Linked DNA regions of Homo sapiens: regions 1, 2, 3, 4, 5 and 7 are each linked to region 6. Evidence: chromatin contacts called from ENCODE Hi-C or POLR2A ChIA-PET data. All regions are on one chromosome and are shown on one strand. The core of a region is the stretch at or near the end of the contact, and the rest is flanking DNA. Distances in the headings are between cores, read along the strand shown.

Region 1 (3,741 bases), core at 783-3,282, 4.6 Mb after region 6:
CTGGTGGGAGGTGATTAAATTATGGGGGCGAGACTTTCCTGCGCTGTTTTTGTGATAGTGAATGAGTCTCGAGGATCCGATCATTTTAAAAATGGGAGTTTCCCTGCACAAGCTCTTTGCCTGCCGCCATCAATGAAAGATGTGACTTGTTCCTCCTTGCCTCCCGCCATGATTGTGAGGCCTCCCCAGCCATGTGGAACTGTAAGTCCATTAAACCTCTTTATTTTGTAAATTGCCCAGTCTCAGGTCTTTATTAGCAGCGTTAAAAATGGATTAATACAGCTTTTTTCAGAGAACAGTAAAACATTGTCTTGGTTCTTGGGTGAGTAAGAGCAGAAGGGACACTTTTGGTGCCGTGGCATCTCTTGGCAGAGAAGTCTAATTTCACTGCTAACTTGCTTTGTGAGGGTGCATTTGTGACAAGAAGAACAAATAGATGTGCAAAGAAAAAAAACTCATACACACACATATAGGCATATCCATGGGAAATTATTCAGATCCTTCTCCTACCCCAAAGTGCCTAATTATTCAAGGCTTGACTCAAATCCCGTCTACTTGAAGGAACTAATTGATTTTATGAGCATATAGTCCAAAAAGATTTAGTTTGTCTGGCTTCAGCAATGCCTACCTGGAGAAGTGACATTTAAGCTGAGATTTTTAAACTAAGATCTAAAAGATGAGTTAGCCAGCGAAGAGTTGGGTGAAGCAGATGTTGGCTCAAGGGGTTTTCCAAACTCAGGGTGAGAAGTCCCTGAGTTTGGAGAGTGTGGTTTATTTGAAGAACTAAATGCTGAAGTAAGCAAAGCAGAGTGGCACATTATGGGGTTGGACAAAGAGATCGGGCAACCAGGGCTTTATAGTATGTATTAAGAAACTGAATTTTATAAGAGCAAAGAAAAGCCATGGAAGGATTTTCAGGTTGGCAAATGACATGATCTGCTTTTCAATTAAAAAAAAAAACACTCAAACTCTTGTATGGAGAATGGATTAAAAGGTAGATAAGGGCTGAAGTGAGGCAGCCATTCGGGAATCTACTGCAGAAGGAGGCAGCAGAAGAGATGGAGCAGAGTAAATGAGACTTGGGAAATATTTAGGAGGAAGAATCAATTAAGATTTGAGGATCAGGTGTTGCGAGGTGAGGGAGAAGGCAATGTCAACTATGAATCCTAGGTATCTGTCATGTGCCATTTCTAGAAAAAGAGCAGGTTTGAGGAGAAAGATGTTTGGTTCTGAACATAGTTTGTAGAGCTCACTGCACATACAAGTGGAGAGGCAAGTGGGAGTTGTAGGTGTGAAGCCCAGAGGAGAGGTGTGGACGGGATAAGCATTTAAGACTCCTCCATCTAGAAGGAAACTGAAGCTGTGGGTGAGGTCATCACAGCACAGCGTTTAGGAGAAGCCCAGGTAAAGAAGCTGACGAATGTCTGGACCCTGACAACCTTAACATATAATGGTTTGATAGTGGAGGTGGAGGCAATGTAGAAAGAATGCCAGAGGCAGGAAAAAGCAAGAAGGATGTGTTATCATCATGACCAAGGAAGAAACGTGTTTCAAGAACAAAGGCGTCAACTCTGCCCCATGCTTCCGAGCTGTCAAGTAAAGTGAGAAAAACAGAAAAGCGTTCCCTGGGTTTAGCAACACGGAGGTCAGTTGCTAAAGGGAGCTTCTAGAATGACGACGTCGCCAAATCTGTCCTCTGCCTGGATTCTCGGCGATGAAACTACTACAGAGACCTCCAAGTTTGGGCTTCTGCAAACACAGCACGTCCTTCTGATCGTTCTCTAAGATATGTAAACAGAACGCCAGTTCCCAGCGTGGCAACACGGGACTGGGCTGCAGCTCACCCAGCCGGCGGCCCCCGCCGGAAGCCGGCGGAAATACCCCAGCGCGTGGGCGGAGCAGCGGCCCGCAGAGGGAGGCGGTGGCGCCCACGGAACAGCCGCGTCTAATTGGCTGAGCGCGGAGCCGCCCGGTGATTGGTGGGGGCGGAAGGGGGCCGGGCGCCAGCGCTGCCTTTTCTCCTGCCGGGTAGTTTCGCTTTCCTGCGCAGAGTCTGCGGAGGGGCTCGGCTGCACCGGGGGGATCGCGCCTGGCAGACCCCAGACCGAGCAGAGGCGACCCAGCGCGCTCGGGAGAGGCTGCACCGCCGCGCCCCCGCCTAGCCCTTCCGGATCCTGCGCGCAGAGTGAGTGGCCGTGAGGTTCCGGGTGCCGGGGGTGGGACGCGCAGGGACAGAGTCCTCGGGCCGTGCAGTTGGACGCCGGGCGAGGACGGGCCGTCTGTGCTGACCCGCGAATAGTGATCCCAGAGGAAGAACGCGTCCTGAGTATTCCAAGTGCGAGCAGTGCCACCTGTTCTCGGAGATGGCACTGCTCAGCACGATTGTCCTTGCCAGTCGTGCTCTGGCAGTGAAGAGGACTTGTGAAATATAATTTTCCTCTAGAAGGCACTGCACCTTCCCATTTACCGTCACTTTCTCCCGTTTCCACCCCTTTCCATCAGTCACGTTTTCTTCTTTTCGCAGAAAGTTTCATTTGCTGTATGCCATCCTCGAGAGCTGTCTAGGTTAACGTTCGCACTCTGTGTATATAACCTCGACAGTCTTGGCACCTAACGTGCTGTGCGTAGCTGCTCCTTTGGTTGAATCCCCAGGCCCTTGTTGGGGCACAAGGTGGCAGGTCAGTAAATGTTCATGGAATCAGATGAATGAGTACATGACTTCGGAATCTTAATTATGTTTCTATGTTCAAAGATGGAAGGGCTTAATGTCTTCCTAGAGTTTAAAAGTGATGTTTAGTTTTTGCAGACCCCCCACCCCAAAATAATATAGTCTTAAAAAAATTTCTGGCCGGTACTGAAGAGTTCTGTGGTAGGTATGCAGAGGTGTGGTTGATTGTGCTTTGAATGTTGTTTGTATAGATAAGGAGTTATTTTCATAGAACAGAAACAGGACTTGAGCCTCCAGCACAGTCCATTGTGCAACCATTGCTTAATGAGGATGCTGGACTCACACTTGTGAGATCATAATATGGTTTGCTTTTTACTTTCTAATTCCGTCTGAAATATACATAATTTCAATTCAACAAACTGTTTCGAGCACATAGTATATGCAGGGCACTGTCCAAGGTCCATAAGATGTTAAAAAGCAAAATACCCCACTACTCTACCCCCTCCCCACCCACCTTCCCCCGCCGGGGACTCTGGAGGCATCACAGAGCTTTACAAGGAAAACTGGAACCGATGCTCTAATAGAGGTACAGAATTCAGTGAGACGCAAGTCAAAGAAAGCTTAATTGTGAGTAAGTCTCAGACAACTTTATGAAAGAAGGGGCTTTTGTACATAGCTTTGAATGCTATAGGATTTAGAGACGCAAAAATTTGTGGAGAGGCTGTTTCCAAGGGCGAGTAGCTGGAGCAAAGCAGAAATGTTGGGCACAGTTGAAAAACAGTAAATGATTTGGTGACTGGGTTGCTTTGTTGATGGATGAAGATGGGGTGGGGTGGAAATCTGCCTAGGAATGGACAGATCATAGGATTTTTGCACAGGAGATTGATGTGGTCCAATCTGTGGGCAGCAGAGGCTGGACTGGGAAGGTAGAATGTTGGAGACAGGAAGGAGCAGGTCTTGGGATGGAGTGGAAGGAATCAACCCTAAATCTGAGATTTGAGCTCAGTGACTGGGAGATGGCCATGCCACTCCCTGAGTTGGTAACAGGTTTTGTGAGTAGATGAGACTGACTC
Region 2 (3,425 bases), core at 641-3,140, 4.5 Mb after region 6:
TTTATATTGATTATATGCCAAAATGTTAAGATTCTTGTATATATTGGGTTATTTACAATATTAAAATTAATTTCACCTGTGCTTTTTTCCTTTTTAATATGGCTATGAGAAAATTTACAATTACATATGTGGCTTACATTTTATTTCTCTTGGAGAGCGCTGGTTTGGACAGGAAGTATGAAGAATTTGGAGCAGGGAAACATTGCTGTGGGTTCAGGTCATCGGGAAGTCTTCACTGAGAACTATAGGATTTCACTAAGTAGGTAGGCTCAGGGAGGAATATCCAGTTGAAGAAAGCCTCGGTAGTGAAATATGAGGTTAATCTGGGCAGCTGAGGTGACTGCTTGGGTCACATCATGGGCTCTTATAGGGGAGAAAAGTTTCCTGGATAGGTTGGGACCAAACTGTACAGAACTTAAACTGCCAAGAATTTGGATTTTTTTCCTATAGGCAGTGACAGCTTCTCCAGAAGAAAATCAGACTTTGCTTAGTAGCTTATGGAATAGCCTGAAATTGGCACTTTCTTATGTAGGGTCAGAGCAGCATAAGCTCCTGGAAACTGCCTGCTCAACAAGCAGTGGGGACCAGGCCTACCTAACCAGGAAATTTACAGTGATATGGAAAGTGTGACTTTGGATTGATTGACCTATTTGGGGGTGGGTGGTAAGTTTAAGCACATGATAATGTCACCTGGGAGAGAAGAATCCAGAGGGTGTACCTGTGTGAAACCCGTCAGGGAAGAGGGAGGCAGGCCTTTCACCTTGGTATATTGCTCTAAGCATGTGTATAACCAAATTGAGTGACACTTTCTACCTTTCTTTCAGTCTGTCTGTCTGTCTTTATTTTTGTCTTTGTTTTACTATTTTTACTTTCTTAAACATTTTTATTGATTTTTTAATATACGGTGGGATTTTACTGTGTTGCCTGGGCTGGTCTCAAACTCCTGGGCTCAAGGAGTCCTTCCACTTCAGCCTCCCAAAGTGCTAGGATTACAGGTGTGAGCCACACGCCTGGACTTCTCTTTATTTTATTGAACCCCTACTGTGAATCAAGGGGTTAAGAGCTAACTACAAGGAGATGAAATGAAAAGACCACTGAAGTGGGAAGGGAAACACCTGGGCTATTATCGGGCTCCGTGGCTAACTTATTGAGTCCTCTTGGTCACCTCACTGGGTCTCTTCAGATATGAAAGAGGATTTAGCATTAGATGGGACCAAGACTTCCTCCAACTCTGTGATTCTAGAACAGGCTGATGTCACAAAGGGAGAAGAACGCACCGTAGCAACCAGGGGCAAGGCTACTCAAGGAGAGTAGGAGGAGGCTAGGTCAGGAAGGGCAAGCACTGGTGGCCTACCCAGGACTTGGCCCAACCCTCTGGGTCAGGTCACCCTCGTCGGAGTGAGCGGACCCCGCTGGAATTGGAGCCCAGTAAGGTCTATGAGTTTGGTGTTTTGATCCTGGCTACCCATCCCTTCCATCCCAGGGGTGGTTCACCAGGCTGAGTGGAGCCTTATACTAGGGAGAGAGGAAGCTGAAGAACTGGGCTCCAGGTAAGTAACTCTGCAGAGGATCTCAGATTGTCTAAGGAAACCACTGAAGAAAATGTATGCCCCGCCCCTCCCCTTTTTCCTGGCACTGCTGAGCCACCTGCAGTTGCGAGAGCCGCTGGGAGGGATAAGAGGGAAGAGGACGCCCGGTGAAGGGGCTCCAGCCTGGCAGTTTCTGCGTGTTAGCATTTCTAGAATAGAGTGGGTGGGAACTGACCCAAGTAAAGTCCCAGAGACTCGAACACTGACGCACAGGAAAGCCTCAAGTGGGAGGAGAAATGCAAATCCCCTACTGATGATGGCGTCAGCGGCTTTCTCCTAGGGACTGTGAGGGGCGCTTCTGACTTTGGACTTGAGCACTGCCTGGGACCTGTGCTGAGAGAGCGCTAGGTAAGTGGCCAGACCACACCTTCTGGCTGCCTCTTGTAAGGAGGACATGCTTATTATGCAGGATACTCTGAAGCTTTGCTTTCCCTTGGCGTTTTGACAATTGCTTCATTTTAACCTTCCTGAGGAGGCTTATTATAGAAGGAAGCGCCCGACTCCACGACCCACAGATGCGCCCTGGCACGGGTTCTCCGCGGAAACCGCTCCGCAGGCCCGCGCCACGGTGCCCGGGCGAATCTCCCTGCGGGGGCCAGGGGAGCTGCGGCGGCTGCGGAGGTGTGTCCTCGCGGAGGCTGAAAGTGAGCCCCTCTTCACTTTCTTAGCCAGCTTCTCTAGAGCTGTGATGTCTGACTTTAGATTAGCGTACCTGGATTTCAGAAAAAAGCTTGCAGCTACGGCAGCCGGTGACTGTGGCTTTGATGGGCGCGAGTGACATTTTAGGGCAGGTCATCTCCTTTTGCAAGCTACAGGCCACAGAGCCAAAGCGGCACCACCAGCTCACAGACGGTGGGACAAAATGCCCCTTTAGTGGGATCTTCTAGGAAATGCACGCAAAAAGGACAGACAGGCACTGAGTTTTCAGAAGCAACGTCACAGTTTTCATGAGAAAGAAGTAGCCCCTAGAGAGTGAAAGCAAAGAAACCTGCTGAAGGATGTCTAAAGGCGTTCCCAGAGGCTGCAATAGAAAATGTCCTAGGACTATGTATTCCTTCTTCTTCCTTTTTTCAGCTTTGAATTCAGCTCTCCGAAAGACTCAGATCTTAGTAGTGATTTTTTTCGGTGTTTATTTTTATTTTTTTTAATTTTCCTTTTATTTTCATTTGACACACAATTGTAAATATTTATGGAATATACAGTGATATTTCAATAAATATGAACAATGTGTTATGATCAAAGGATATTCAGCATATCCATCACCTCAAACATTTATCATTACTTTGTGTTGTGAACATTCAAAATCCTCTTAGCTTTTTGAAAATATACACTAAGTTATTGTTAACCATATTCATCCTAGTGTTACAGCACTAGAACTTATTCCTCCCATCTACCTGTAAGTTTTAGTTAGAAAATAGATTTTTCATCCAAATCATAGCGGGGGTTTAACAATAGTATGATGAAAAACTGTAATGCTATTTTCAACTCATGTTCTCTGTTGTCATTAACTAAAATAAATTGATAGATAGGACAATGTTGATAGTAGCATGAGAACAAATGTTCCAATTTTGTGTGGAATATATACACATCCGATGGAATATATATACATCCGATATCTGGAAAAACAAATGGTTCAGACTCAGGAAACCTCAGGTTGTCCCTTAGAAGCCTCACACATTAGGCAGGCGTCATTTCGCCTATTTGATCTTCAAGTTTTTCCTTTTTAAAGTTGACATACTACTTATATCCACCTACCATATTCATAGCAATGTCAGGAGTGCCACTCATTCTTCATTTAACAAGCATTGATTGAGCATTTACAATATGCCTAGAATT
Region 3 (3,459 bases), core at 708-3,207, 4.8 Mb after region 6:
TCCATGGTCAGGACGCTATTTTGTGGCACAAAACCAACATCACAAAATACCACAAATTTCGCCCATCATCAAGTGATTTTTTTCAAATAATCTTTTTCAGTCTGGGAGAAGAACTTTAGAAAAGTTTCTGGAAGGTCCCAACTTCAATTACAGGAAAACATCAAGCAGGCGTGAGATTGAAATTATAACAATGTTCTCACTTTCAGTTTGACTTAAGGAACTCTAGAGCTGGAAATAGCAGCAGAAATAAAAGGGAAGCAAAACAGGTTAGAGTGTCAGCGTACAAAGCCAGAAAAAGAGTAAGGTATAATGAAAGCAGATCCGTAAATTTTTACCCATTTTGGGAAAACAAAGTGGTCCATTTGTATTACACAAGACAAAAATATATAGGAGACTGCTTTGCATATTGTTTAAGAAAAACCAGTTTTGCTTTAAGACTAAACTACTGTGCCGTACACATACAGGATGAGTCAACATCCTATCACAATGAAGTCACAAAACCTACTCAACTCAGATTTTTCACTGAGTTAGTGTATTACGTCACATTTCATCTTGGCTATTTAACTTTTATTTCTAAAAATCTCCCCATCTCACGGAAGACCTGACAAGCCAAAGCTGGTCCCTTATGCAAACAGGTGGTCTATACTGCGTGCCCCATCTTCTCGGCCACATGACCGGATTCCTCCTAATCTCACTTCTGAAACATTGTTTCCGGTGCCCCAGATGGCTCTACACGTGCCTGAGGTAGCCACTCCCGAAATATAAAGAGCTCTCTGTCACATCTGGCTTCCAACCGGATGATGGCAGAAACCAAGGGAGGGCAGGCAGAGCGGAAACGAGCCAGGAAAAGCGACAAGTCAGGAAGGTAAAGGCTCTGCTGAACGCCCAACTCCTAAATGTCACTCGGTGGAGATGTTCGTGCAGCATCGCCCACGAATGGCTGGGGCGGGCGGCCAGGCGCTGCAGCCGCAAGCCAGGGAGCTGAGCACGCAGCGCGGGCAGGGGAGCGGCCTCTCTGGCGCTGGGGACGCCAGGCGAGCCCATCAGGCCCCACCGCGGCCCCACCAGGGCGACCCCCGCCGGGGGCGGAGAAGGGAAGTGGGTGCCTGGCGGAGGGTTGCGGGCGGGGAAGGCGCGGGCGGGGCCGGGCCTAATCACATGGCGCAGACGGCGCAGGCCGCCCGGCACCTCTTTCTTTCTCTTTTCTAGACCCTCGGCTCCTATCCCGCCCCACCGCAGGGCCCCACACAGCCTGAGCCCGGGCCCCGAAAGGAACGAGGCCTCCTGCGCCTCGCGGAGACACTCACTTTTCACCTGAGGCCACCAGCTCTTTGCCCTCGCTGTTGCCAAACGCGTCCGTCTCCCCGGGGCCGTCCTTGGGGCCGGGCGCCGCCGGGGCAGCGGGTGGCGACACCCCGGGCTGCGGATGCGTGCTCCCCTTGCCCAGCTCCTGCAAGATCTCCGAAGGAGAGCTGGACAGGCCCCGCGCGAGGGGCTCCGCCGGCCAGCCGCCCCCGCCCCACCACGGGTGGAGTCGCGCGGCGGCAGCCGGGCCCGCGGCCGGCCGTCCCCCGCCTCGGGGACGCCGGCACAGGGTGACCAAGGGCTGTGCCCGCCGCAGAGTCGCGCTCACGCCGGCGGGCGACCGCAGGAGCAGGTCCCGCAGCATCCCCGAGCCTCGCAGCCGCATCATGCCGCCGGGTCCGTCAGCGCCCGCTCAACAGGGGAGGATGCTCCGGGCGTGGGCGGCCGGTTTCCTCGGGGAACGCGGTCTGTGGTGGGGCGGTGAGATGACAGAAGAGGAAAGGGCAGCTACTTGGGTGTGGTTCCGGCTCGGACTCCCGCAGCGGATGCGGGTGCTGCTGCTGCTGCTGCTGCTGCTGCTGCTGCTGCTGCTGCTGCTGCGCGCTAGGATTGCCGCGACCGGTTCTCTTCGCTCCGCCTAAGGCTCCGCACTGAGGCTAAAGCGCAGGGGAGGGCTAGAGACCTTCAGCGCTCGCCGACGGCCCGCCCCTTTCGCCCGCTGCGATTGGCTCAAATCCTCGACCTCTCTTTTGATTGGCGATTAGGGCAGTCAAATTTCTCTCGGCTCTGGGTGCGCGGAGAGTAGGGCGGGGGATTGGTGGGGGGCGGGGAGAGGAGTCAAACTGACGTGTGAAGCGGGTGAGCCAGGCCCGGCTGCTCAGTAGCCACTTTCTGCACGCCGTGCCAACTCCGAGGCTAGCCTAGTTGGGTACTAGGGGCTCTGGGTTCTCGCATTTATGAAGCAGTGGGCTCCTCCACTCTGGGAATTCGAGCTGTTGGGGAGACTCATGGGCGAGATCCCCCGCAGCCGAGGGCAGTGAGGTCAGCAGGTTTGGCAGGGCTGAGTCTGGCCGAGCTGTCGGAACTCAGCCGATCCCAGCTCGCATCTGGCCCCCAGGTCAGGGCGTCTGGCGACTCCTCCGAGAGCAGCCCCGGACAAGCTTCATCCCTCTCCCAAATGTAACATTTGCTTGAAACTTTCCATGATTGGCTACTACCCAGACGTGAAGTGTTTTGGAAAAAATGAGCAAAATCCTTTCAGCTATGCGACTTAAGCCATGGGAGGGTGGAGGTGGAGGGAGGGCGACGAGTGGCGAGGCGGGGTGGGGGGGTTGCGGAATCCAGAATACGACAGCTTTCTTTTTTAAAAATTATTTTTTTTAAATGTACACCGATACTTCAAAAATAGTTTTGAATAGCAATGATTCCGTTAACGCTATTTGCTTGAAAGCAAAACTGTAGATACTTTTCTATTTTAAAAACTGCTTCACTGTTTTAAAATAGAAGCGTTGGAATACGGGTTCTCTAAGTTATTTCAGCATCACTTTATCCATTTATCCTTTTGGACCTGTGGAAAAACAGCCAAGAACCTGATAAACTGAGTTATTCCCTGAGGCTACATACACATTACATTCCAGGACAAAAAAATGTTTTTAGACTATTTCCTGAAACAATTAGGTTTAAATGGAGTAGATCCACAGAGTTTAATAAGATGTTTTGGGGGTTGGTGTGTTGTTACTGTGTTGTTGTGTGTGTTCGTTTTGAGAAAGGGTCTCACTCTGTCGCCCAGGCTGAAGTGCAGTGGCGCGATCACGGCTTACTGCAGCCTTGAACTCAGGGGCCCCGGTGATCCTCCCACCTCAGCCAGCACCTGCTTTTTTTTTTTTTTTTTTTTGTATTTTTGGTAGAGACGGGGTTTCGCCAGGTTGCCCAGGCTGGTTTCGAGGGATCTGCACCCCCTGGGCCTCCCAAATTGCTGGGATTACAGGCGTGAGCCACCACGCCCGGCCTAATGAGGTGATTTTTATGAAACTAGAAGGGTGTATGTCAGGTGCATCATTAATTGATAACCGGATTTAGTAATCTAGTGAACTGTAAAATATTTCAATAGATTAATAATTAGGAAATCTGGCTGTACCTACAGGTTATGTGACC
Region 4 (3,739 bases), core at 688-3,187, 4.9 Mb before region 6:
TTGACACTTCTCTTCCCCAATTAATCATCAGTGAACCTTTCTAATCCTTTTCATTAATCTTTCTCTTGCTCAATAATCTCTGGCCACACTGCCTACCTTGACATGCTCTAAAGCAGAAACTTTTATTCCTTCTTCCCTTTGTATCAACTCTTCCTTCAAATGACCACAGGGCTTGCTCACTTCCTTCGAGCATTTGCCAAAATGTCACTTTCTTAGTGAGCCTTCCCAGTCCAAACTACTTAAAAACTGCACACTTACCCCCATTCTCCCCTTCTGTTTTATTTTTCTCCGTTAACTTATCAATGTCTAAGATAAAATTAAATAGTTAACTTATTATCTGTTTTCTCCTACTAAATTGTAAGTTCAATGAGGGCATAAACTTTTGTCAAATTTGTTTGCTTCTGTACCTTAGTACAGAAATGTGCCTGCCACATAGCAGCTGCTGGATAAACATTTGTGGAAGAAGTGACTATGAATGAATGGAAGAACTTTCCAATAGAAAAACCGCCCACTCTTGGAATGGGTCTCCTTTGAAAGTGTTAAGCAGATGTTGGGAGGTGTCAAGCAAATAACGGAAAGATGGTTTTAGAAGAAATTTCTGCAATGGGGAATAAGTTGAACCAGAAACCTTTCAAGATTAAGGCTCAACAGTTCTTTTAAACGTTTTGCCAGGAAGAAACTTTAAAATCAAAGATCACTATCTATCTCAAAGACAGTAGAACACAGAAACTCCCCACAAACTGTTGCATCTCACACACCTGAAAGGGATCCTAACATAGAAATCTAGTTCATCTCCCAAAAAATCCAGTCTGGAATATCAAATCTCACTTTACTAATTAGGAAACCACAGCTGGACTGCCCTCCCCAATAAGCTGGTTCTGACACAATTCCTTAATTTAATAAACGACACTGTCAATCGCCTATTCAAATCCTCATGCCAGAAATCTGGGAGTGTTCCTTGACACTGCCCTGCAACCCCCTACATCAATGACCTCACCAAGGGAAACTTTAGGAGCCAGAACCAGGCATTTGGGGTACTGTTCCAGGGTGATTTACCATATAGACACTGAGACATTATGATAGTGATTACAACTGTGTTGGAGCTCCAGTTCCAACGTTTCATAGCTATGTGATCTCAACACCTCTTCGTCTCAATTTCCAGATTTATAAAACCATAAAAAATAAGGGCATCTCCTTGTAGGGACTAAATGAGCCAATGTATGTACAGTGTCTAGTACGGGACCTGGTAAACTATCAGCACTCAATACCAGCACTCTGTGACACTTGTCCGGCCAGCATCTCGACTATCTCTAAATACGAAATACTCAGTTCCACATCCAATTCTCCTGAATTGGATACCTCATCTAAAAAATCATTGTCCCTATTCTCTACTGAAATCCTACCTGTACATCAAGCAGCTCAAGTTCTAAGTTCCAAGTTCTCCCTAGTCTTCCATCACCCCTTCGCCTTCAGCCAGCCTCTCCAAACGAGAGGGCTCCTTCGAGAACTTTGGCACGCAGTCCCTAACATTCATTCCGCAGACACGTACTGAGCGCTCACAATGCCCTAGAAACTGTTCAAGGGAGTAGAGCAGTCCCAGAGACAGAAATATCTTCCCTTAAGTAGCTGACCTAACTGGTGGCTCTCCCCGCTCGCCCTGCCGGACGCTCAAATCTCAGAAACAAGAGGCAGCGACTCAAAGCCAAAACAGGACTCCGTCAACGAACCCCTCGTAGCCGGAGAGGGGCCGCCGTCCCGGATCCCGGAGGACAGAGGGCGGAAGACGAGCCGGAGACCGAGGCGGACAGCGCCTAGAGAACCGACTCAAGAACGACACCGATCCCGACAGGGAGAGGGCGGTCACGTCAACTGCCGCAGGCCACTAACTTACCTCTCTTTCAGCGTGGGGCACCCCCACCCAGCTCCGGGAGCTCGGCGAGCAGCAGCGGCTGCGGCTTGGGTTTAAACGCCACAGCCGTTGGCGGTTGCCCCATCAGCCAATCGGGTCCTGCGAAGATGGAGCAAGGGAGGGCGGTTACTAGGAAGTGAAAGGCGGAAAGGGCGGGACGCCGCTGCTAGGGCAGGAAGGGGCGTGCCCAGGCGAGCCGGGGGCGGCACAGTCTGCGTGACAGGGGTGCTCTTCCGCCCTGTGTTGGTGGCGGTCCGCTGTCTCCTGAAGCGTTGATGGAAAAGGAAACTCTCCTCTGACATTCATTATCAATCACATGTCTGAAAGGCTTGACAGCCACCTCAAGTCTGTTAGAAGGTTTATGTTGTTTACTGGGATACTACCCACCCACATCTTACCATTTCTTCTGCATCCTTGCATTTCCAAGTGTGACGCCAGCACATTTAGTTTTCACTTAAAAGCTCTCCCCGTTTTTCTTTTAACTTTCTGGGGGAAAAGCAGCAATGACATTTCGTTGCAAACCCCGGATCTCATTAATATTTAGGTCTTGCACTAATGGTCTGTTTTAGCTGAATATACAAGAATGACGTTTTCCATTATACACAACTACATTTTAAAAATGTATTATTCACCTTATATTCCATGTCAATTCGCTTATTTTTCGCAAATTACTTTCATAATTTTTACAAAGAATTTGGAGAAACTACAAAGAATAAAATTTCCTCTTTGTATGCCATTGGACTGAAAATGAAAATAGCTTGTTAAATCAAGGTTCCAATAATTGATGATACAGTAATGCAGTCAGCTTCATATTCTTGTCAATTTTTTGTTCATTCGAAGACATTTGAGAATTACAGCTTTCCATTTTTACTTTAAAGAATCTAGACAAATGATGCAAAACATGCTTTTGAGTTAAGATCTTTTAGTCTAATATAAATCACGATCAGTCTCCAAACAGATCTGGTTACATGAATCTTGTGTAAGTAGAAAAGTATTTACTGATTGTCCAGCTGCTAAAATTCCAGAAGACAGTGGTTTACAAAGTAATATACTGGTTATAGAAATTTATGCTTACCTAGGAGTTAACTAGCACTATATCTTGTTTACCCAGCCTGACACATTAAATGCTCAATGTATGTTATATGTTTTTTTAAATGAACCTTGTAGTGACTGTGCCATTTAATGGTTATTTAATCTTGGCCAAACTACTTAATCTCTCTGGGCTTCTGTTTCCTTATTTGTAAAATGGAGTTAAACAGCATCCCATATATTTTTATGATGGTTTCAATCAATGGGCCCTTTTGTTCAAATACATTAATATTGCTCTCTTCCCAATGGACACATTTTGTAGTTACAGCTTCAAAACCAAAACAAATAGAAAAGGGAGACAGGAAAATCAGAGGTAGAAGAGATGCTAAAACATTTATCAAGACATGAATACCAAGACCTCTTTAAAAAAAAAAGTGCTAGCCGGGCGCGGTGGCTCACGCCTGTAATGCCAGCACTTTGGAAGGCCGAGGCGGGCGGATCACGAGGTCAGGAGAGCGAGACCATCCTGGCTAACACAGTGAAACCCCGTCTCTGCTAAAAATACAAAAAATTAGCCGGGCGTGGTGGCGGGCGCCTGTAGTCCCAGCTACTCCGGAGGCTGAGGCAGGAGAATGGCGTGAACCCGGGAGGCGGAGCTTGCAGTGAGCCGAGATCGCGCCACCGCACTCCAGCCTGGGCGACAGAGCAAGACTCCGTCTCAAAAAAAAAAAAAAAAAAAAAAAAAAAAAAAGTGCTACCTTATCTCAGAGCAGTTGAAAGGATTTAACTGCTTTGTAAATT
Region 5 (3,823 bases), core at 593-3,092, 4.0 Mb after region 6:
CGTTTTATACAAAACCTTTGTGTATAAAATAAATTCAAGTGTTATAGAGGAAATGAAACCCCTTTTAGAAATTTATCATCACACAAAAGTCATTACACAGTATCTCCTGCCTCACCAATTGTTTCATTGTTTATTGATGGGGAGCCACTAAAACATCTACCCCAAAGGATTAATTTTTTTCCCCTCAGACAGTTTCTAAATGTGGGATACCTTTTTTCAGGCTATTGGTTATTTGATTGACTTTTTTGGAATATGTAGTTTGTAATTCTGTGTGGGATCAAATTAACCATAAGGTGATTAAAATTAGGGTGATCCCATCCTAGATAACACGGTGAAACCCCGTCTCTACTAAAAATACAAAAAATTAGCCAGGTGTGGTGGCGGGTGCCCGTCATCCCAGCTACTCAGGAGGCTGAGGCAGGAGAATTGCCTGAACCCGGGAGGTGGAGGTTGCAGTGAGCTGAGATAGCACCATTGCACTCCAGCCTGGGGGACAGAGCGAGACTCCGTCTCAAAAAAAAAAAAACTAGGGTAATCCAGATGAACCTTAAATTTCAGACTGGTCTGGATTCTCTCAATCTGAATTTTCTGTATATATTTATACAAACCCACAGGTTCATTTTCTCATTCACTGTCACATGAATGTCACACTATCTGGTATTCTGGCATGCTTTCAGGACCTTAGGTGCTAAACCGTAACATCTGAACATCTATTAAACCTGGCACTTTAGAAATTTTTTAACTGCCACAGAATTGTTATTCATTGAATGAAATTTTTCATGATAGTTGTCTGAGTCACAAAGTTTAATTCTAAAAGTCAAGGAAAAGATTCCCAAATAAAGGGTAAGGAAAAGCACCTCTGACTTAAGACATTTCCCTGCTTTTCTGCGGTAAATCAGTTGCTATGACAGTAGACTCACTCAGAGAACATGCACCTAAGTGCTTAAAATAGCTGAAGAGCACTTTTCCCTTATGAATCAGATTCTTCAAGGAATTGCTAAGTCTTCCAGCACTTATGTGAGCATTGTTTCTGCCATTAGTAACTACAGTTACATGGTGGAGTTAAACACATCCTATTGTTTGGGGTTTTTCAGTTCTAACAGAGAAAAAAGAAAGGAAATTCCTTAGTAGTTAACATGTATAGATATACGTGTCTGTTAATTTTAAGGGTCTTTTATTTGGTTCAAGGTGAAATAATTTTAATTTGAAGTCCACATTTTAAAAGCATTAATTAATCCTCACAATAGCATCTGTATGGCATACATTAATGAAATTATGCCCACTTCACAGGGGACTGATTAAAGTAAAGATGCCAAGTATATTTCTACATTAAAGTAAATTGTTATCCAGAAATAAAATTGAAGACCTCAGACTCTTAGCTCTCTGAGTAATTGCTGTATACTATGACTGCTTTTCTCCATGTACCAAGCTATTCTGGATTATTCTCAAGTTTTCCCATTTGTCTTTACTGAATGTTTGTTGGGCAAGCAATGTGGATAAGGATTCCAAGAATATATGGGAGGGCAATGGCTACCTCAGAAAATAGGGAAGGTGGACATGCCAGTCAGCCTCCCTGTGGGTTATCCACAGCTCTTCGAGTTGCCATTCTTGTTGAACAGCATCCATGGCACCTGTTCTCTTAGCTGCCCCTTCCCAACCAGTCCAGGCTGTCCTCACTCCTGAATTCTTCTGCAGAGTTTCCTCCATCCGCCATCCCTGTGCACACACTTCACTCTGCTGCCAAAAGCAACCAATCGCCTGTCAGAGTGGATGTGCATGGGGCTATTACCAAATGGGAACTGAAAGCCAGAGAATTTCATCTCCATGAGGTAACAAGGGCTACTTCTGAAAGCAGAAGTACCAGATTCGCCCTTTAGTGATGGTCCTTCAGGGTAATTATAGAGGGCAGAGAAAAACCATTAAGAAAATGGAATAATAAACTGTAGACTGGGGAATACTGAAAAGAGAAAACATGCTACAGACTTTTTGGCTTTTGTCTCTTTTTAAACAGCTATATACTTAGTTTATGTGCTAAGCACATATTTCACTAAATGGGAACTTCATTCAAGTTCCTTCATCCAATAAAATGTATTATTCTACTTCCCCTTAACCTTTTTTTTTTCAGTAAATATAGCTATAAGAAGAAATCCATTAGCATGTATTATCCATTGAGCCAGTATAGGGCTTATTAAGCTTGAGGAGAAGCCACTGAACACTACAGGCTTGGCCCTGCCCTCAGGGAGTTTCCATTTTGTGCACCTGAGATAGCCTGAGGACCCTAAAGTCTTGTTAAAGAAGTCACCTGTATAACGCTGCTTTGAAAGTTTGGCATTTGTTGAAAATGAATAAGGATATGTTGGTCTACGTTACATATTCAGAATCAAGTATCAAAATAAAATTTATAACAGGCTTTGGCATAACTCCAAGTTTGAATTATGAAGGATAAATGTTCTTGGCATTATACTGGAAGTTTTTTGGAAGAGAAGTGCTATAAAAGCAGACTCTAAGGCAGTATCTAAGATAATACTAAAACCATTGGTTGAAAATTTAAACATTTTAAAATTTGTAATAAAAAATAAGCCATTATTTCTCTGTGTTCTCTGAATGGGATTTAGCCAAAGATATATGTTAAATAATTAGTCATTTCAGTTAAAGTGATTGCACAAGTTGCTCATTTATGCAGCAATCATGGAAGAGATGCAAGTAGGAATTGCATTTTGTCTGTTTTACAAGGTCTAATTTTCACTTTTACAAGGTCTAATTTTCACTGGCAGTCCTCAATCCTTGTCCCCACTTCCTGGGAACAGATGCTACAGATCCTCTCACTTATAGGTCAACCTATACTCCCACTGTCTCTGAAGAGATGGTATAGCCTTTTCTCGTGAGCCTCTACTTGACCAACTTTATTATGAGCAGATTCTTTCTTACTAGGCTTCTTTTGAAATGTAGGCCCATTTTTTTGTTCTCTGCTCAAAAGCTACTAATATACACCCCTGTTGTTCCACTCCCCATAACTGCTTTGTCCCTAGCCAGCCTACGCCCTACCAAGGAACAATTCCCTAATTTAGGAAATCAGATCCACTGCACAAACTGACTCTGCTGTTAATGCCCCTGTGGCCACAGGTTAAATGCTTCTGCTAATATCACTGTCAAGAAATCATGTTTGAGACCTAGAGACCTGGGATGAGAAATAGGTATCAAGATCTACAGCTGCAGCCCTGTACCTCTAGATCAAGATTAGCAGGGCCACAAAGTTCAACATCCAATCAAGGATCCACTGGTCTTCCAATTCCTAAAAAAGACTGAGAAAAATAAATAGGCTTGGAGAACTGCCTGGACATTATTGTTGAATACCAACATCTAAGCCCCTTTTAATTATTTCTAACAAATAGATAAAAATCTATACAAATCTCAGGTGAGCAAGAGAACTACTATCTTGAGTTCTCTGGAAAGTGTTCAAGCTGTGAAGTTACTGGGGCATGCTGGACCAGAGACAGAGCACTCTCGGAGGCCAGTGAGCAGGCCAGGCCCACAGGGCCATCTGACCCATACAGAACACCAAACTGACTCTCAAGGGACAGTATAGAGCTGGACCCCTTCAGTGTAACTTCCTTAGAGGACAATGGCCAAACATTTGCATGAGCAGCATATGTCATTGGAGGATCCCAGCACAAGATAATTTGTGCCTATATTCTTTATTGACTCATCCCAATAAGCATTTCCTTCTGACTTACTACTAATATGTTAGCAAGTCCCACATCCTTCCATTCAGAAGTTAGTATTCTCAATTTTAATCAATTATTCCAAATATTATTCCAAATAA
Region 6 (3,478 bases), core at 654-3,153:
TAACCTCTGACATTTACTTATCTCTTCAGTTACGAATGCAGGCAAAAATTACAGCGATGTGAAATACCTGATAGCAATTTTAGATTAAATTTAAGCCAAATTCTTTAAAGATCATTTACAGTCCTCACTAATGCTTTACTAAAATATAGATGTCATATTTAATATCTTCATTATTTCATAACTGGTTTCTGTTGCAATTCTATGTATTTCATACATTTAAAACCATCATTCTGTGGTTCATCACATAAAAAAGTTAAAAATCCATACCAGCACATCATTGTTTTATTTTCTTCACAGCACTTATCACTGATATTATATGTTTCCAGTAAGGAGCCACTGGAGTAACCAGTGTCTGCAGAATGTGCGTTGTCTGGCATGGATCCAAGATCTAGAAAAAGTAACTGACTCATATTAAGGTACTCAAATATTTGTACAATAGAGTCCTAATACAAAACAATACACAGGAGTCTTGACTTGAGGCTTTCAATTGCATACTAAGTTAGAAGGAACTAAGTTCTACATCTCCAGCTTTTCCATTACTTGCTTTTTCTTAATTATGTACAATTTAGATACACATCCAAAAAGAAAACAAATACAAACCTATTCTAGTTTTGCTCCAAGAATGACTCAGTTCCAATGTAAAATTAGAGGACTTAACAGCAAAAGGCATAAATAAAAGTTTCTTTTAAAAAACAGTATAACCTACCATACTTTTTGTTTTTTTCTAACATGTGTTTTGTGTCACTGTTACTTAGAATAGGTACTCGAGTGAACGACCCTTCCAACGGAGGGCTTCAGGTTCTGCAGTGATATTTCTTCCTCGTGCCAGATCCTTAGTACAGCCCATGTGGACAGGCTCCCACGTGAACATTTCTTTACAGAAGCCACAGGAAGACCTTGAACGTCATGTTGCTCGCGCCCTGGCAAGGCCCCCGCCCTTCTTAGCTGGGGCGTTCGAGGGACCCCAGGAGAGGCAAGGAGTTCAGCAGATTCCCAGACCCGGAGAGGCGGTGCGCGAAGGTTCCTCTACGCGATCCCCCTGCCGCGCCCCACATCGCTCTCCACCTAAGGGCTTTCCGGAACAAAGCCGTGCGGCCGCGCCACCTCCGGCCCACCCGGCCTGTCCCACCGACCCGGCCCCACCCTCACCCTCAGCTCCAGGGACCCCCAGCAGGCCGAGATCTTCACACCCCCGCGCTCCGCCTCGGCTTTTCGGTTGGTCCGGGAGAAAACTAGTAGGAGCAGAGGCGCCGCCGTCCGTTAGCCTCGGTCCGGAACAGCGGTGCCGAGGCTCCATCCCGGGGTCCCCTCGCCCCATTACAGACCAGAGAGAAGGACTGGAGAAGAAAAAACCGGGGCGCTGGTCGCCAAGCCCCCGAAGACCTGCCTACAGATCCCCAAAGCCTCGCCCGCCCGCGCCTGCGACGCCATCCGCGGCCGGCGCGCAGCCCCCTAACCGCCGCCACCCGCCCAGCGGTCACTCCCCCACCCCGGGCGCGGCCCGCGAGGCTCCGCCAACCTCCACAGGAAGGTGAGGGGGGCGCGAGGCTCCGCACGCGAAGTGGATGCCGCCGGCTCCCGATCCCGCGGCCCGCAGCAGCCCAGACCGCACACGAGGAGCCGCGGCGCCCAACACTCTGCCCACCACGCGCTCTGCTTCGGCTGGCCGCCGCCGACTGCAGCAGCTGCGGGAACCCCAGCGCCCGCATCCCCGAGGGAACCAGCCCCGACTCCCCGGTTCTGTTCTCCCTTTCTACCCCCACGCCGTCCCGGGACTCGCAGTCTCCGCCGCGCACGGGGCCGGTTCTGGGGGAGGGAATGTAAACAAATCGGGGTTTTATAGTTACCTCACACTCGAGTGCCGTGTGCATCTCCTCTCCGCTCGGTACCAAACCCCGGCTGCACCAAATCGTGTATTCACCAAAGCAGACTGCGCTAACTGCGTCGCAGAAACCGGCGCGTCTGACACCCTGCTACGCTTGCGGCGTACAAGGTCCACTCAGCTCCCTGCGCAGCCGCACCCCGTCCGCCTATGGGTGCTACGCTATGGGCGTACACGCGCCACCTAGCTATTCACTTCGGATAACGCCAGTTGCGTAAAGGAGTCGCACTACTCACGGATTCCACATGGATCGTCCGAGGAATAGGAAATTCAAGTCTACGCAAACTGCGGAGTTCCGTGGCTCCGCGCTAGTTTTGTTCCAAGAAAGAACGCCGCGGGGGAGTTGGGGCGGCTTCTTAACGCATGCGTGGAGCGCCCTTTATCATTCGCCTTTTCTCCTGGCTTTCGAACGTCGGTTGCTGAGGCCTTGGGCAAGGCGAATGAGTAATGGAAGCTCTAAACCCAAACGCTTTAGCCAAAAAGCTTCAGAGTGATCAACTGGAATGTTCATCTGTATACGAGTTAAACATCTACGTTAAGTTAACCCCGCCCCCTTTGTTAAAGTAACCTTTTCAGTCTCTTAGGGCAACAGCGAACTTTATTTAGTGCTAAGTGCGAGGTGTTTTGCCTAGCTCCCCTTCCCACCCATTTAATTCTAAAGCACACTTACTGCGGGTCTTCCAAACCTAAAAGAAAAAGTTGAGTCCTGAGAACATGTCACACATGTAGAGAAATTCTCGAGGCTTTTGGCAACTTTCCAAGGTCTTCACTCCTCTACTCCTCAACTGATCGACTATTTCTTAACACTCTATGACAAAAAAATCCCGATCCAGCCAAGCAGTTCCATGGACTTGTGCCTACACCGTGCTCATTCTTGCCCTTTGCTCACGCCATACATCCCATCTAAATTGTCTCCTCCCCTCTTAAGCAACCACCAACCCACATTTTCTTAAAAGGTGACTCTGGACGTCTTATTTTTGCTTCATTACTCTGCTTCCTGGCTCTTACTTAATCCACATGTTGAGGCGTATCTGCATTCCGCCTGGGGTGCCTGTGTTTCTATATCCAACCAGAATCTACTTAACACAGCGAGTTCTGGGGGTGCCTTACTGGTGTCTAGTAGAGAAAATAAAACCATGAACAGCAGTAATCGCAGGCTTGACTGTGTGTCAAGTACTCCACATATATATTAATTTAATCACCATAACACGGTGAGGTAGGAAACTGAGGCACACAAGACTTTAACTTGCCTGGTATCACAGAGCAGGTAGAGAAAAGAGTTGGGATTTCCAAACCCATTCAGTATGGACGGCTAGGTAGTCCCGCTAACCTGCATATTATACCTTCATGAAAGAAGGTTATTTTTTGTTTTGTATCTCTACAAAAAACATCCAAAACAACGAAAATGGTGCTTGATAAATGCCTACTGATTGCCATACGTAGTTCAGAACACTGAACTACTCATATGCCCTTTTCCTTGTTTGGAAAGCCAGAGCATGGACCTCACTCCTGCTTACAAAGGGAGAAGTCCTGAGGTGTGGAGAAAAGAGATTAAGCCTGAGTCCTAGTTTCAAGTCTCACCATTGCCACTAAATG
Region 7 (3,500 bases), core at 925-3,424, 5.0 Mb after region 6:
TAATCAGAGTAAAGCATCATACTGGGGAAAAAAGAGAAATTTTATGGACAATTACAAAGTACAGACATCTTAGAGAAGGAAGAACTCAACATTTAATACTAAAATCAACCAGAGAATATTAAGCACATTCGTGGGGAACTATCTCAGTGAAAAGAACACTGGAAATCTAGAAACATGTGTTTATACATTCAACAAAAATGTCGCATCCACCCAGCTGATTCATACACTGTACTCAATATGGGAATACAACGTCAAACAAGATGGCCATGCCTCAGGCGCTCCTGACAACACAGTCCAGGGAGGGAAATGGACGGAGACCCAGAGCACAGCAGAGGGCGCTGTGGCAGAGCAGGCATCCCAGAGGCCAGGGTGTCTAGGCTGAGAGTTCCAAAAGAAAGCAGCTGGTACAGATGCCTGGAGGCAAAAAGAACAGGGCACACTCTGGGAAGCCGGAAAATATTCAATATACACTGAAAAAGAGGGAGTGGTGAGGGAAGGTGGAAACACAGGGCCAGATTCTGTAAGCCCTTGTAAGCTATGTTAAGAATTTTAGATCTTATCTTAAATACAAAGAGAAGCCATTGAAAGTCTCAGGGAAGAGACTGATCGGATTTGCATTTCAGAAAGCCCATCACATGTGAATGTGATGGGGAGAATGTACGCGGAGGAGGGGAGTTCAGGGTGGTGACAGGGACACTGGTTAGAGGGCTGCTGGTGAAGGCCCAGCCCTGGACAGTGGCAGGTGCCGCAGAAATAAGGCAACTGAGAGTTTGGTTATGACATTCTCTAGAATAAGGAACTCAAGATCACGAGGTCTGGGAGGGGCCAGAACACTGATGAATTCGGTTGAGCTCATTTGCTAGTGAGACCTCCGTGTGTAGATAAGCCAGGTAAGCAGGGGCAGTGAGTTTGGAGCTTGGGGTAAAATCAAGGCTGGAGACCCAGATTAGAGGGTTATCAGTTCATCAGCAGAATCTGAGTGGAGTGCACCAATCAGAATCCCCATGAGCCCCAATGCCTCAATACTGTTTCTGGAAGAACTTGCAGGAGAAAGGTATGATCTAGGCATTTCACATTAGGAACCAGCTGTGTGATCTCAGGCAAAAAAGTAAACCTCATTATTTCCAGTGATCCAAATTTTTAAATTAGGATTACACCACCTGTGTATCTGCCCACTGGAAGTTTGTGGGGATTAAATAAAGTAACGCAAATAAGTGAACCTTGGAAAAGTACACATTGCCATACAAATACCTGGTGGCACTAAAGTCAGGATTATTCAACCATGAGAATACTGAAAAAGCTGGATGGGGGAACCTCAAACTCTACATGTGAAAGTTGCTAGAAAATGGACACTATTCCACCATTAATAAAGATAAATAAAAGCCTAAAATAAGTAATAAATAACAATTATCCAAAGTAATCAGTGATCTCTCTGCAACTGAGCACATTAGTCATTATTTACTCCTACAGTCTTGACAGTTCACTGTGGATGGAAAAACTACAAAATCGAGTAGCTATCACTGCATGTCACATAAAGTAGATTTAAGGTCCCCAAAATATATGACTTAGAAATAAAAGTAAGAACATTCCCAAGAAACTGGTCTCTTTCACATTATGTGTGGTGCACAATTTCGTTATGTCTCGTAAGCTTGTTTCCCAGGCACCAGCTAGCTGCACCATACTATGAGCAATCTATCTCCATGTCATATTTTTGGCTGATGCCATTAATCACAGTGTTTCCTTGCTGACGAGACTCTGGGTCTGATCACTGAGAAAATAAAAGCTATGGGACGGAGGCTGGTGCATGACCTAATTACTCTCATCCCATTGGTCTCCATCCCCATGCCTCCTCATCCTTTCTGCCGAACACTAGCAAGCTGCTTTAAAGCCACTGCTTAGCTGTCTCTAGATGACTTGTTACAGCAGATGTTCTCAACCCCACATGTGCATTTTCCTTTTTTCTAATCACACTTTCTGTATGAATAGCATATTGTAATGCTTCTGTTTTTTCTGATCCAGAGGGGAAGAGTCTACGTCAAATTAGACCAGCTTTCTTTTCAACAAGCTTAGTAGCAGCGTAGGTGGATATTCTGAACCTCTTTCCTCCCCCTTCCTTGCTCTCCCACCCCCACCTTGCTGGAACTGCTAGCAGATGTTTCCTTTAGGTCTTTCTTCTTCAAGCCCCAGTTCTCTGACTTCCTGGGCTCTATTAACAAACCTCATTTCTTTCATCCACTTATCTCTGAATGCTTTGCACCTCTGACTCCCACAGGGTCAAGAATGCTGTCATTTCCCATCTCTGCCCAGTCTCCAGCAATTTCAGCGAATGAAGAAAACTCAAATGAGAAATAGCACTCAGTCCAGTTAGTCAGCTGCCATCACCAGGTCTGAGACTGTAGCTTTATATATCCTTCCTCCCTTCTAAGATGTTACTTATAACATTGGAGTTAATAACAAATTTGTTCATGGAACTGAATGTGTTCTTAATGAAAAAGAAAGGTTACCAATTGAATTCACTTTTAACTAACATTTAAAAAAATTTAGGAGAAGACAAGAGAGCCAGGGACTTTGGCTCTTGATTTTTCATCCCCTTGAATGAGCTGTCAAGCCACCTTAAATATGTTCTTTCATAGGTAGGACATAAGGAAATCAAACTAATTTTTCTGATTTACTCTGTGTATCTTCCCAACACAAGGTTTTTACTCATAAACAATCAGCATATCAAATGAAAATTTCTTATATTTAAATATTTTGTAATTTACATTGTTAAATTTTCTACTCAAAACTTGTAACTGTTTACTACATAACATTTCTTGGATTAGAAAATAATAACTGCCACCATCCACCCTTTTCAAAGACTACCAGTCCTGCACACATTTCGCCCTTCACACGGTACTAGGAGGAAAGGTATAACCCCAATAGTGTTTTTTTCACAGGTAAGATGCTTTGTGAATAATCATTAGCACCTAGGAAGGTGGTACTGCTTTGACATTCAGGAATCAGACATAGATAGGAAGCCCCGGCTCTGCTACTGGATAGCAGTTTGGCAACACAGGTGAAGATACTGAGCCTGTCTGGGTCTCTCCTTGGCTGTAAAATGGAAATCATAAAGCCTCCACATAGGTTAGACAAGAATGTTTGTGATAATGAATTCCAAATGTCTAGTAGGGACTGACACAAAATAAAAGCAATACAAAGTAGCGATTTTTACAATTGCCCCAGAATGAGAAGATTTAATTAGATCTAATTCAAAAGATAAGTAAGAATAAACAAAATCTATTTTCATTTCAGCTGAAAGTGGACTCACAGAGGGCTGTGTTCCAGTGGACATGTTATTCATTCCGTCTAAGCAGAAGGATTCCAACCTCACTTACTAACTAGCTGAAGAAACGTTTCCCTAGAGATTTCATTCCAAATGGTAGGTTCCTTAAGGCACACCTAAGCTAGCAGGCGATCTTTTTCTCCATGTCCATCTCATATATTCTAGGAATTAAAGTTCA

The links. A loop is a pair of places that touch in the nucleus more often than their neighbours do. ChIA-PET counts read pairs that join two places held with the same protein, here RNA polymerase II (POLR2A). Pooled maps may share reads with other maps.
Region 1: a map of CD4-positive, alpha-beta T cell shows a loop between it and region 6 (4-fold over the local background). The contact joins the promoter of STAT1 here to the promoter of SLC39A10 in region 6. A Hi-C loop is called at or near these places in 3 of 168 maps with a recorded cell type or tissue (CD4-positive, alpha-beta T cell, gastrocnemius medialis and naive thymus-derived CD4-positive, alpha-beta T cell) and 17 of 50 pooled maps.
Region 2: a map of CD4-positive, alpha-beta memory T cell shows a loop between it and region 6 (8-fold over the local background). The contact joins the promoter of STAT4 here to the promoter of SLC39A10 in region 6. A Hi-C loop is called at or near these places in 2 of 168 maps with a recorded cell type or tissue (CD4-positive, alpha-beta memory T cell and naive thymus-derived CD4-positive, alpha-beta T cell) and 7 of 50 pooled maps.
Region 3: a loop to region 6 is called in a map of B cell, with 28 times the contacts of the local background. The contact joins the promoter of GLS here to the promoter of SLC39A10 in region 6. A Hi-C loop is called at or near these places in 4 of 168 maps with a recorded cell type or tissue (B cell, CD8-positive, alpha-beta T cell and naive thymus-derived CD4-positive, alpha-beta T cell), 3 of 37 single-sample maps with no recorded cell type and 11 of 50 pooled maps.
Region 4: a loop to region 6 is called in a map of CD8-positive, alpha-beta T cell, with 9 times the contacts of the local background. The contact joins the promoter of SGO2 here to the promoter of SLC39A10 in region 6. A Hi-C loop is called at or near these places in 2 of 168 maps with a recorded cell type or tissue (CD8-positive, alpha-beta T cell and naive thymus-derived CD4-positive, alpha-beta T cell) and 8 of 50 pooled maps. POLR2A ChIA-PET finds 5 or more read pairs at or near these places in 1 of 52 experiments (Caco-2).
Region 5: a map of B cell shows a loop between it and region 6 (4-fold over the local background). The contact joins the enhancer-like site here to the promoter of SLC39A10 in region 6. A Hi-C loop is called at or near these places in 2 of 168 maps with a recorded cell type or tissue (B cell and CD8-positive, alpha-beta T cell) and 5 of 50 pooled maps. POLR2A ChIA-PET finds 5 or more read pairs at or near these places in 1 of 52 experiments (activated naive CD4-positive, alpha-beta T cell).
Region 7: a loop to region 6 is called in a map with no recorded cell type, with 3 times the contacts of the local background. The contact joins the enhancer-like site here to the promoter of SLC39A10 in region 6. A Hi-C loop is called at or near these places in 1 of 168 maps with a recorded cell type or tissue (CD8-positive, alpha-beta T cell), 2 of 37 single-sample maps with no recorded cell type and 2 of 50 pooled maps.

Annotation. Positions count from the first base shown.
Region 1 is chr2:191,012,462-191,016,202 of GRCh38, reverse strand. STAT1 (signal transducer and activator of transcription 1) reads left to right here and starts at 2,032. Exons shown (of 25, transcript NM_007315.4): 1 at 2,032-2,185; 2 at 2,525-2,678. RefSeq lists enhancers at 612-661, 1,440-1,519, 1,550-1,749, 2,360-2,679 and silencers at 1,800-2,039, 2,070-2,269.
Region 2 is chr2:191,149,459-191,152,883 of GRCh38, reverse strand. It overlaps STAT4 (signal transducer and activator of transcription 4), which reads left to right and starts at 1,890. Exons shown (of 24, transcript NM_003151.4): 1 at 1,890-1,937. RefSeq lists enhancers at 1,471-1,550, 1,681-1,730 and a silencer at 2,201-2,250.
Region 3 is chr2:190,879,319-190,882,777 of GRCh38, reverse strand. GLS (glutaminase) reads right to left here and starts at 1,957. Exons shown (of 18, transcript NM_014905.5): 1 at 1,308-1,957. The coding sequence starts at 1,693. LOC124906110 (a long non-coding RNA gene) reads left to right here and starts at 790. Exons shown (of 2, transcript XR_007087791.1): 1 at 790-865; 2 at 1,210-3,459. RefSeq lists enhancers at 480-669, 1-1,033, 2,430-2,569 and silencers at 990-1,299, 1,360-1,449, 1,500-1,559, 1,900-2,159.
Region 4 is chr2:200,524,405-200,528,143 of GRCh38, reverse strand. SGO2 (shugoshin 2) reads right to left here and starts at 1,937. Exons shown (of 9, transcript NM_152524.6): 1 at 1,892-1,937. RefSeq lists a silencer at 2,019-2,068.
Region 5 is chr2:191,609,795-191,613,617 of GRCh38, reverse strand. No RefSeq gene overlaps it. Among named protein-coding and RNA genes, the nearest start is that of NABP1, 66 kb to the left of the region's middle. Within about 2 kb of position 1,842, at least 3 of the 41 ENCODE cell types and tissues checked have a DNase peak (open chromatin) inside an H3K27ac peak, as active enhancers do; they include B cell, where a contact is called at or near this core.
Region 6 is chr2:195,655,651-195,659,128 of GRCh38, reverse strand. It overlaps SLC39A10 (solute carrier family 39 member 10), which reads right to left and starts at 1,903. Exons shown (of 10, transcript NM_020342.3): 1 at 1,848-1,903. RefSeq lists silencers at 1,135-1,234, 1,435-1,554, 1,585-1,634.
Region 7 is chr2:190,677,310-190,680,809 of GRCh38, reverse strand. The region is part of intron 6 of NAB1 (NGFI-A binding protein 1); the gene reads right to left. Among named protein-coding and RNA genes, the nearest start is that of NAB1, 30 kb to the right of the region's middle. RefSeq lists an enhancer at 2,023-2,072. Within about 2 kb of position 2,174, at least 4 of the 41 ENCODE cell types and tissues checked have a DNase peak (open chromatin) inside an H3K27ac peak, as active enhancers do; they include CD8-positive, alpha-beta T cell, where a contact is called at or near this core.